3 separate regions of the Homo sapiens genome follow, and all the other regions are linked to region 3. Evidence: chromatin contacts called from ENCODE Hi-C or POLR2A ChIA-PET data. All regions are on one chromosome and are shown on one strand. Each heading gives the region's core, a stretch centred on a gene start or an enhancer-like site at or near the end of the contact. The rest is flanking DNA. Distances are from core to core; before and after follow the strand shown. Region 1 has its middle 66 kb from the start of CXCR4. Region 2 overlaps DARS1-AS1 (DARS1 antisense RNA 1). Region 3 holds the start of MCM6 (minichromosome maintenance complex component 6).

Region 1 (3,017 bases), core at 327-2,826, 180 kb before region 3:
TCTCAGGTGTCATAAAGTACTTAGCACACAGCTAGAACTTATTTACAAAAGATAGCTATTACTTACAAGCTTGAGGTTCATAAGGTCTTCTACAAAAGAATGCACAGCTTTCCCATAAAAGTTGACATGAACTTTGTAAACATATTATCATACAATTCTAATGCTTCTACCAATTAACAACAATATGCTGGCGAAATCTAAAATCAATTTTTGCATCATGTTTATATTTTAAACAAATCCTCAGGCTTCACTATAATCTACACACTGAAATATGCATTTAAAACCATTTTCAGGGGGCTGGGCACAGTGGCTCATGCCTATAATCCCAGCACTTTGGGAAGCCAAGGTGGGTGGATCACCTGAAGTCAGGAGTTTGAGACCAGCCTGGCAACATGGCCAAACTCTGTCTCTACTAACTGTACAAAAATTAGCCAGGCATGATGGTATGTGCCTGTAATCCCAGCTACTCAGGAGGCCAAGGCAGGAGAATTGCTTGAACCCGGGAGGCAGAGTTTGCAATGAGCTGAGATCTCGACACTGTACTCCAGCCTGGGCGACAGAGTGAGACTCCGTTTCAAAAAATAAAAATAAAAAATAAAACTATTTTCAACAAAGAAAGGCTTGGCCTCAGTAGTAACTAAAAATGGCTGCTCTATTATAGGCAGTCGCAGGCATCACTATTTTAAAAGAGAAACCAAGCACCAAAGGAATATAGCAAGAGGTTGTTCAAGAAGTACATTGCCTAAAGAAAACATTGTGATGAAAAAGCAATTACTCAAAATCTTTTTGAAGTTACAAGTTACAAGGGATTTGTTCCTTTGAAATCATTTTAAGAGTTTAAAAAACTTCTTAGAAAAAAAATAATGAATAGCTTTAGCCTTATTCAGTAGACTCTTAATAGAATCATTGCATGTTACAGCTGTAATGAATCATCCTAAAGATAATTTTAGGATAGTTGCCTCCCTTCACAGATTAGGAGCTCAAGCCCAGAGAGGTGATAAAAGTAGCACAGAATCAGTCTTTTATCACCTCTTCCACTGCCGCTCACCTCTCTGGACCTGAGGTCTCACATTGACTCTAAACTCAAAAGCTAGTGCATTTTTTCTCTGAGTTTAAATTTAAATAAATGTGTCAATTGATGTACATGCACCCAAAAGAAGATAATTTACACCTCTGTAAAGGAGGTGTGAGAGATTAGCAAGGTGTGAGATTAGCGAGAAAAACATAAAAGAGCAGGAAGGTCGAGAACTTTTTAACATAATTTTGTTTTATCAATGTCTTAGACTACTTCATCCATTGTGAAAATTTTTTATCTAAAAACTATTAAGTCAAAAACATATTTTTTGGTGAGGACTATAAAGCTTTGACTGCTCAAACATATGAACTCACCAAAAGGCACACCCTGAGTATTCGAGTCAGGTGGATTATAGGAAGAGCGCCAGAGCCATGAATTGTATTAGTCAACCTGATATCTATGGTCATAACGTATGTTTACGGAAAGCCCCTTTATTCACAGCTACTGAAATAGAGTAAAGCCTTCACAGATGATGGAGTACAAATTCTGTTCTCTGTTCTGGCCTTCTTGATGCTTTGAGCACTCAGCCTCCCAGAGGAAACCAGCCAGTACCAACGTGGACAGCTCAAAAACGGTTTCCAACAGGTGTTTCCACGGTTGCTTTTCACTTTTTGGAACTTTGTAAAGGGCTATCAGAACCAGGATTAGACACACAATGCAGAGGCAAAGCCAATTTTTTTTCTCCATTGTCCCGATATGACTTTTTTCCCTGGATCTTTCATCCTGTGTATGGGAAGGCACTCATCTGGACTATGTGAAAATTATTTGGGGAGGGGTGTTGCCAAGGCAGAAGTTCTTTCACAGGGTGGAGAGAGTAAGTTGCTAAAATTCTTATCTCATTCTCCCTCTCACGGAGCCTCCTAAGTCTTCTGGGAATAGAGAAGGAAAGTGGAGATCACCCCGTCAAGCCAAGCCCAGCTCCCTCTGTGTATTCCACTCATGATTAACTTCTAAGTACCTAAATGGGAGTTATTTTGAAGTCTTCATTCCTTACTTTTTTTTTCTCCTATTCTCAACTTCTTTGTTATTTCACTGCTCATTACCACCTCTACTAGAGAACACAGGAAAGGAAATGAAACTCACCTATAATGATATAATACCAGGAAAAAAAATTGGTTCAGTACATACTGTGAGAGTCTTAGAACAAAGTGACTTTAGAGAGTATCACTTTGTAGTGGTTACAATCACTTAAGATGTGACTTTGGCTGCAAGAAAGAGAAAACCTGACTCTGTTTAAGAGCTAGAGACATGGAATCACTTCATGTAATAAGAAGGGCATGGGTAAGCAATTCTGAGATTGGTGCAATGGCCCAGCAATGGTGCTCAAGGGCCCAGGCTCTTGCTGTCTCAAGGCTCCCCATCCTCAGAGAGTTGACTTTTCATCCTCACATGTGTTTACACAAGATAAAGTGGTCATCCCAGTTCCAAGCATCTTTCCCCCACAGTTGCTTTCAAGGCAGGAAGGTGAAGGCAGGGAACAGGCTGTTTTCCCATGTCTCTATCACTTTATTTAGGAAAATAACTCTTCCCAGAAACCCTCCAGCAAACAGCCCCTTAGGTCACATGAGCCACCTAATTGCAAGACAGGCTGAGAGAAGTCATATGTCATTTACCAGCCTCTATTCTATACTGAGAAGTAGACAGGAAAAGGGTGTTTGAAATGACTATAGAGTTAATCAACAGTACCTGCCACAGTGGAAAACTGTCTTATTTGACAACAAAGAAAATCGAGGCCAAGAGAATTTTTAAAACTCACATTTCACATGTGTTGGGCACCCACTGTTTGCTGGACCCAAAAGTTAGTTGGTGACAAAACCAAAGCTAAAAGCAGGGGGGGCCTGACCCCATCTCTATGCATGTGTGTTAGGCCACACTGCGGTCTGTCTAGGAGTAGAAGAGAGAAGGATGCACACTGATATTTGCATCAGACAGATGAAATGAC
Region 2 (2,804 bases), core at 231-2,730, 130 kb before region 3:
TCCCTGGACCAGCAGCAGCAGCAGCATCCTGCCACTTGTTAGAAGTGAAAATTATTGGGCCCCTTTCCAGACCTAGAGAATCAGAAACAGGCCAGGCATGGTGGCTCACGCCTGTAATCCCAGGGCTTTGGGAGGCCGAGGTGGGTGGATCACTTGAGGTCAGGGGTTCAAGACCAACCTGAACAACATGATGAAACCCCATATCTACTAAAATACAAAAATTAGCCTGGTGTGGTGGCGCAAGCCTGTAATCCCAGCTACTCGGGAGGCTGAGGCAGGAGAAGCACTTGAACCCAGGAGGCGGAGGTTGAAGTGAGCCGAAATCACACCACTGTGCTCCAGCCTGGGCAACAGAGCAAGACTCCATCTCAAAAAAAAAAGAGAGAGAGAGAGAGAATTAGGAACTGTGGGTGACATCCATAAATTTGTGTTTTTGTGCCCTCCAGATGACTTTGATGCCTCCTAAAGTTTGGGAACCACTGTAATAGAGAAATCTATGTTGAACTGAAAAATGGCAAGGCTGGCACTGTCTTAGAGAAACTGATTTCAAGTTATATTAAACTCAAAACATAAAGCAGGTTATGCTTCATAAAACAACACTTTGAATCATAGTTTTTTCTTTTAAAGAGACAGGATCTCACTCTGTCACTCACGCTGGAGCGCAGTGGTGCAATCATAGCTCACTGCAGCCCCAAATTCCTAGGCTCAAGCTATCCACCCACCTTGGTCTCCCGAGTAGCTGAGTAGCTGGGACTATAGGCACGTGCCACCATGCCCAGCTTATTTTTAAAAAAATTTTTTTAGACACAGGGTCTTGCTTTGTTTCCCAGGCTGGTCTCGAACTCCTGGCTTCAAGTGCTGGGATTATAGGCATGCTGGCCATTCACTGCCCCCACCCATAGTTTTCCTTGGTATTATCCTTTTAGCACCTGAAAACAAAAACAAATTTCAGTATGTATAAGACACTCCACTAATACCAAACCGTGAAGATGGCCATGTCGGCCTTCCCTATACAAAGATACTTGGCCTAGAGGGGGGAACCAACCACATGTCATCAGCTCCTGCCTTCATTGCTGTATGCTTCGTGGTGGCCCTTAATACTTGGGCAAGAGACCTGTTACTCAACCTCAATTTCCACTCATTGTAAAATCAAAGGCAGCAGGAACCTCAAACCACAGGCCCAACTTTCTAGCCAGGTTTGCAGAGCTTCTTCAGAAGCCAGGGTCAGAATTAGGTGTGCTTCTTCTCCAAGCTGTGGGCTTGTGAATGTAGAATGGGAACACCCTCATCCCGCCTTCCACAGTGGCTTCTTCCTCAAGTGCCCAATGCTGGATCTGACTCAGCTATGGAGGGTGAGGAGCAGAGGGACAGTGGCCGTTGGTGGTGGCAAGGGGGAAGTGACAAAGGGAAACGCAAGGGTTGGTGGCAACAGCAGAAGTGATGACTGGCAGCACATGATGTGGTGAAGGGGTGATGCCGTGACTGTCACACCCCACTGTGACAGGAGGCTTGTTTGCCACACCTTTATCCGGATCCATTCAAGGGACAGGCAGATTAGGGTTGCTGGTTTAAAAGTGATTAAAAGGCCGGGCGCAGTGGCTCACACCTGTAATCCCAGCACTTTGGGAGGCCGAGGCAGGCAGATTGCTTGAGCTCAGGAGTTCGAGACCAGCCTGCCTCTAAAAAAAATGTTTTTAATTAGTTGGGCATAATGGAGCATGTCTGTGGTCCCAGCTACTCAGGAGGCCAAGGCAGAGAGGATTGCTTGAACCCAGGATACAGAGATTGCAGTGAGCCAAGATCGTGCCACTGTACTCCAGCCTGGGTGATAGAGCAAGACCCTGTCTCAGAAAAAAAAAAAAAAAAAAAAAAAAAAAGTGATTAAAGGCCTAACAGAAAGTAAGGTTGGTGATGCAGTGCTGTGAACAAATCTCTCCAAGTTTGGCTGCTGTGCTACCTGTGTCAAAATCACCAGAGGTAATTGTTAAGGCTGCAGCCTCCTGAACCCCCACCCCAAAACTCCTGAATGAGCATTTCCTTTTTATTATTGTTTTATATTTTACTTTAAGTTCTGGGATACATGTACTGAACATGCAAGTTTGTTACATAGGTATACATGTCCATGGTGGTTTGCTGCACCTATCAACCCATCATCTAGGTTTTAAGCCCCACATGCATTAGGTATTTGTCCTAATCCTCTCCCTCCCCTTACCTCCCACCCCCGACAGGCCCTGGTGTGTGACGTTCCCCTCCCTGTGTCCATGTGTTCTCATTGTTCAACTCCCACTTTTGAGTGAGAACATGCAGTGTTTGGTTTTCTGTTCCTGTGTTAGTTTGCTGAGAATGATGGTTTCCAGCTTCATCCATGTCCCCGCAAAGGACAGGAACTCCTAAATGAGCATTTCTGAGGGGGGACAATCTGTAAATTTGCACACTAAACAAGCTCTTCATGGGATTCTGATACAGGTGGTTCTTAAGATCTCGCTTTCAGAAAACCACCCGAACATAATTTTGTTGCTTGGAAATTTGAAGTTGCTTGTCCTTCAACGTTGACTCTATGCAAAGAACTGCAGAAGACACATAGTCTTAAGATATAGTCCCTTAAAAAGAAATTAACCATAAGTATTATTAGGAGGAGGAGCAGTAGTCGTGATAAACAAACAAATAAACACTAAACTGCAACAAGGTAGAATGAGGGAGGAAAAATAGCAATGAAAGTTTATGGGCATTAAAATGAGAAAAGTTAAAACTCGGGGTTTAGGAAAGGGATTGGGAAGGAGGTGACAGTTCAGACTTCTTCAGTA
Region 3 (2,700 bases), core at 80-2,579:
ACCAGAACATTTAAAAGACTCACTGAAGGAGAGGCGCCTACAAAGGATGCTAATCAGGAATGGCCAAAGAGATGGCAGAAAAACCAAGTGAAATGGTTAGGGAAAGATGGGGGAAAAAAACATAAGGATAACTCAAGCCAATAGTGCATTTTAAGAAGGGTATTAAGGCCGGGCGCTGTGGCTCACGGCCGTAATCCCAGCGCTTTGGGAGGTCGAGGCAGACGGATCACCTGAGGTCAGGAGTTTGAGAGCAGCCTGGCCAACATGGCGAAAACCCTGTCTCTACTAAAAATACAAAAATTGGCTGGGCATGGTAGCGGGCGCCTACAATCCCAGCTATTCAGGAGGCTGAGGCAGGAGAATCCCCTGGACCCGGGAGCTGGAGGTTGCAGTGACCCGAGATCGCGCCACTGCTCTCGAGCCTGAGCGACTGGGTGAGACTTCATCTGAAAAAAAAAAGAAAAGAAAAAGAAAAAAAGATTAATCAAAGTGTCAAATATTTCTTTCTTTTTCTTTTTCTTTCTTTTTTTTTTTTTTTTTTTTGAGACGGAGTCACACTGTGTTGCCCAGGCTGGAGTGCAGTGACACGATCTCGGCCCACTGCAACCTCCTCCTCCCAGGTTCAAGCGATTCTCCTGCCTCGGCCACCCGAGTAGCTGGGATTACAGGCGTGCACCACCACGCCCGACTAATTTTTGTATTTTTAGGGGAGATGGGGTTTCTGCATGTTGGCCAGGGTGGTCTCGAACTCCTGACCTCAGGTGATCCACACGCCTCGGCCTCCCAAAGTGCTAGGATTACAGGTTGTGAGCCACCGCGCCCGGCCAATGTCAAATATTTCGCTGATTTTCCTCGGTCAGCACCACCACAATAATTGTGCCACCTTACCCATGCAAGGTTTAGACATCTCTTTGACTCTTTTACAGGGTTTTATACTGTGGTTTCCATTATTTCCTCTAACTAGACAGCAGAAGCGGCTTACTCATTTTTCTCTTCCATAGAGTCTTACTCCGATCGTTCAATTAATATCAGTGGAATGATTTAAAGAACATTTGAAAAACCACTCGGACAAAACCCTCAGATTCGAACTTGTTCCAGCAGCCAAAAATACCCGCGGGCCACGGCTACACTGCGCAGGCGCAAAGGCAGATGGGCTTTCTCCAGAAGGGCTTTGCATTTGGCGCGAAATCCCTTTCCGTGGGCTGGGGCTCTTGGAGAGGCGCCGTTCATTGGTCAGGTTTGGCGCGAAATCTCCAGCTCCTGTGTCACGATTGGTTCCGGCCGTGCAGGTCGGAAGAGGGGGCGGGGCGGAAGCGGCGGCGGCGCGCGCAAAGCTGCAGCGTCTGGAAAAAAGCGACTTGTGGCGGTCGAGCGTGGCGCAGGCGAATCCTCGGCACTAAGCAAATATGGACCTCGCGGCGGCAGCGGAGCCGGGCGCCGGCAGCCAGCACCTGGAGGTCCGCGACGAGGTGGCCGAGAAGTGCCAGAAACTGTTCCTGGACTTCTTGGAGGAGTAAGTCGGCGAGCGCCCCGGGCCTCGCCCGCCTCCGGAGCCTGCGGCGTCTGGGCCAGGCGGTGCCGTGTGGGCGGCGGGTGTTCCGGAACCTGGGGGTCGCGCGTCCGGGAAGCGCCTCCCCGCCCGCCCCCCAACTTTAGGCTCCGAGCCCGGCGGCCGCGAGGAGCCTGGGACAGGCTGGGTTTTTCTGGAGTAAAACCCATCTCGAGCCCTAAGACGCTCGTGCCCAGTGCTCAGCGCTTTGCTTCTGTCACTTGATGCTCACCACCCCGCGAGCCTGGTATTTGCACAGCCCTCGGTGACCGGCGCGGAAACCTGGGCTCGCTGAGTATAGTAACTGGGCCGCTGGGTGCGGCCAGGTCGAGTGGGAGGCCGAAGTGCCATTGAATCTCGTCGGTGCCCTGCTGGGCCACGCAGCCGGGAGCATGGTGCTGGGGGTTCGCAGGGCACGGGCCACCCTCGCCTCTTGTGCTGATGAAAGTTTCTGCGTCAACTGTGGTTTGAAAGCTGCTGGGGGGCGGAGCCCTGCCCTGCAGAGAGTAGCTCACCATATCCCTTCTTCTGGGTCCCTTGCTCCCCTTTCCCTCTGGCCTTCCTTTCCTTTCTCTACTCTTCTTTTTTTCTGTGCCTCTGGGCTCCTAGCTTCATAACCCCAACCTCCTCCCTGGCTTGCCTCACCCACCGGTTATTTTTCCTGGAGCAGATACACCACGGCCTCCAGGATGAAGGGTCAGCAGTTTGGAATGGCTTTTGAAGTTCTTTTTTAGTAAAATATACATAACAAAGTTGACCATTTTAGCCATTTTTAAGTGTAGAGTCCAGTGGCACTAAGTGCATTCACCTCGTTGTGCAGCCGTCACCACTCTCCCATCTCCAAACTTTTTTTTTTTTGAGGCGTAATTTAGCCCTTGTTGCCCAGGCCGGAGTGCAGTGTCACCATCTCAGCTCACCGCAACCTCCGTCTCCCGGGTTCAAGCTATTCTCCTGCCTCAGCCTCCCTACTAGCTGGAATTACAGGCATGCGCCACCACGCCCGGCTAATTTGGTATTTTAGTAGAGATGGGGTTTCTCCATGTTGGTCAGGCTGGTCTTGAACTCCCGACCTCAGGTGATCCCCCCGCCTGGGCTTCCCAAAGTGATTACAGGCGTGAGCCACCGTGTCCGGCTCCAAACTCTTTTCATCT

What was found. A loop is a pair of places that touch in the nucleus more often than their neighbours do. ChIA-PET counts read pairs that join two places held with the same protein, here RNA polymerase II (POLR2A). Pooled maps may share reads with other maps.
Region 1: a pooled map shows a loop between it and region 3 (4-fold over the local background). The contact joins the enhancer-like site here to the promoter of MCM6 in region 3. A Hi-C loop is called at or near these places in 1 of 37 single-sample maps with no recorded cell type and 12 of 50 pooled maps. POLR2A ChIA-PET finds 5 or more read pairs at or near these places in 9 of 52 experiments (OCI-LY7, WTC11, activated CD4-positive, alpha-beta T cell and 4 more).
Region 2: a loop to region 3 is called in a pooled map, with 3 times the contacts of the local background. The contact joins the enhancer-like site here to the promoter of MCM6 in region 3. A Hi-C loop is called at or near these places in 5 of 50 pooled maps. POLR2A ChIA-PET finds 5 or more read pairs at or near these places in 4 of 52 experiments (OCI-LY7, RWPE1, WTC11 and 1 more).

Annotation. Positions count from the first base shown.
Region 1 is chr2:136,051,095-136,054,111 of GRCh38, reverse strand. No RefSeq gene overlaps it. Among named protein-coding and RNA genes, the nearest start is that of CXCR4, 66 kb to the left of the region's middle. RefSeq lists enhancers at 2,868-2,987, 3,008-3,017. Within about 2 kb of position 1,576, at least 4 of the 41 ENCODE cell types and tissues checked have a DNase peak (open chromatin) inside an H3K27ac peak, as active enhancers do.
Region 2 is chr2:136,006,992-136,009,795 of GRCh38, reverse strand. DARS1-AS1 (DARS1 antisense RNA 1) reads right to left here. Exons shown (of 4, transcript NR_110199.1): 4 at 2,254-2,600. Among named protein-coding and RNA genes, the nearest start is that of DARS1, 23 kb to the right of the region's middle. Within about 2 kb of position 1,480, at least 10 of the 41 ENCODE cell types and tissues checked have a DNase peak (open chromatin) inside an H3K27ac peak, as active enhancers do.
Region 3 is chr2:135,875,072-135,877,771 of GRCh38, reverse strand. MCM6 (minichromosome maintenance complex component 6) reads left to right here and starts at 1,329. Exons shown (of 17, transcript NM_005915.6): 1 at 1,329-1,513. The coding sequence starts at 1,407. RefSeq lists enhancers at 1,055-1,114, 1,805-1,934, 1,704-2,239 and a silencer at 1,575-1,734.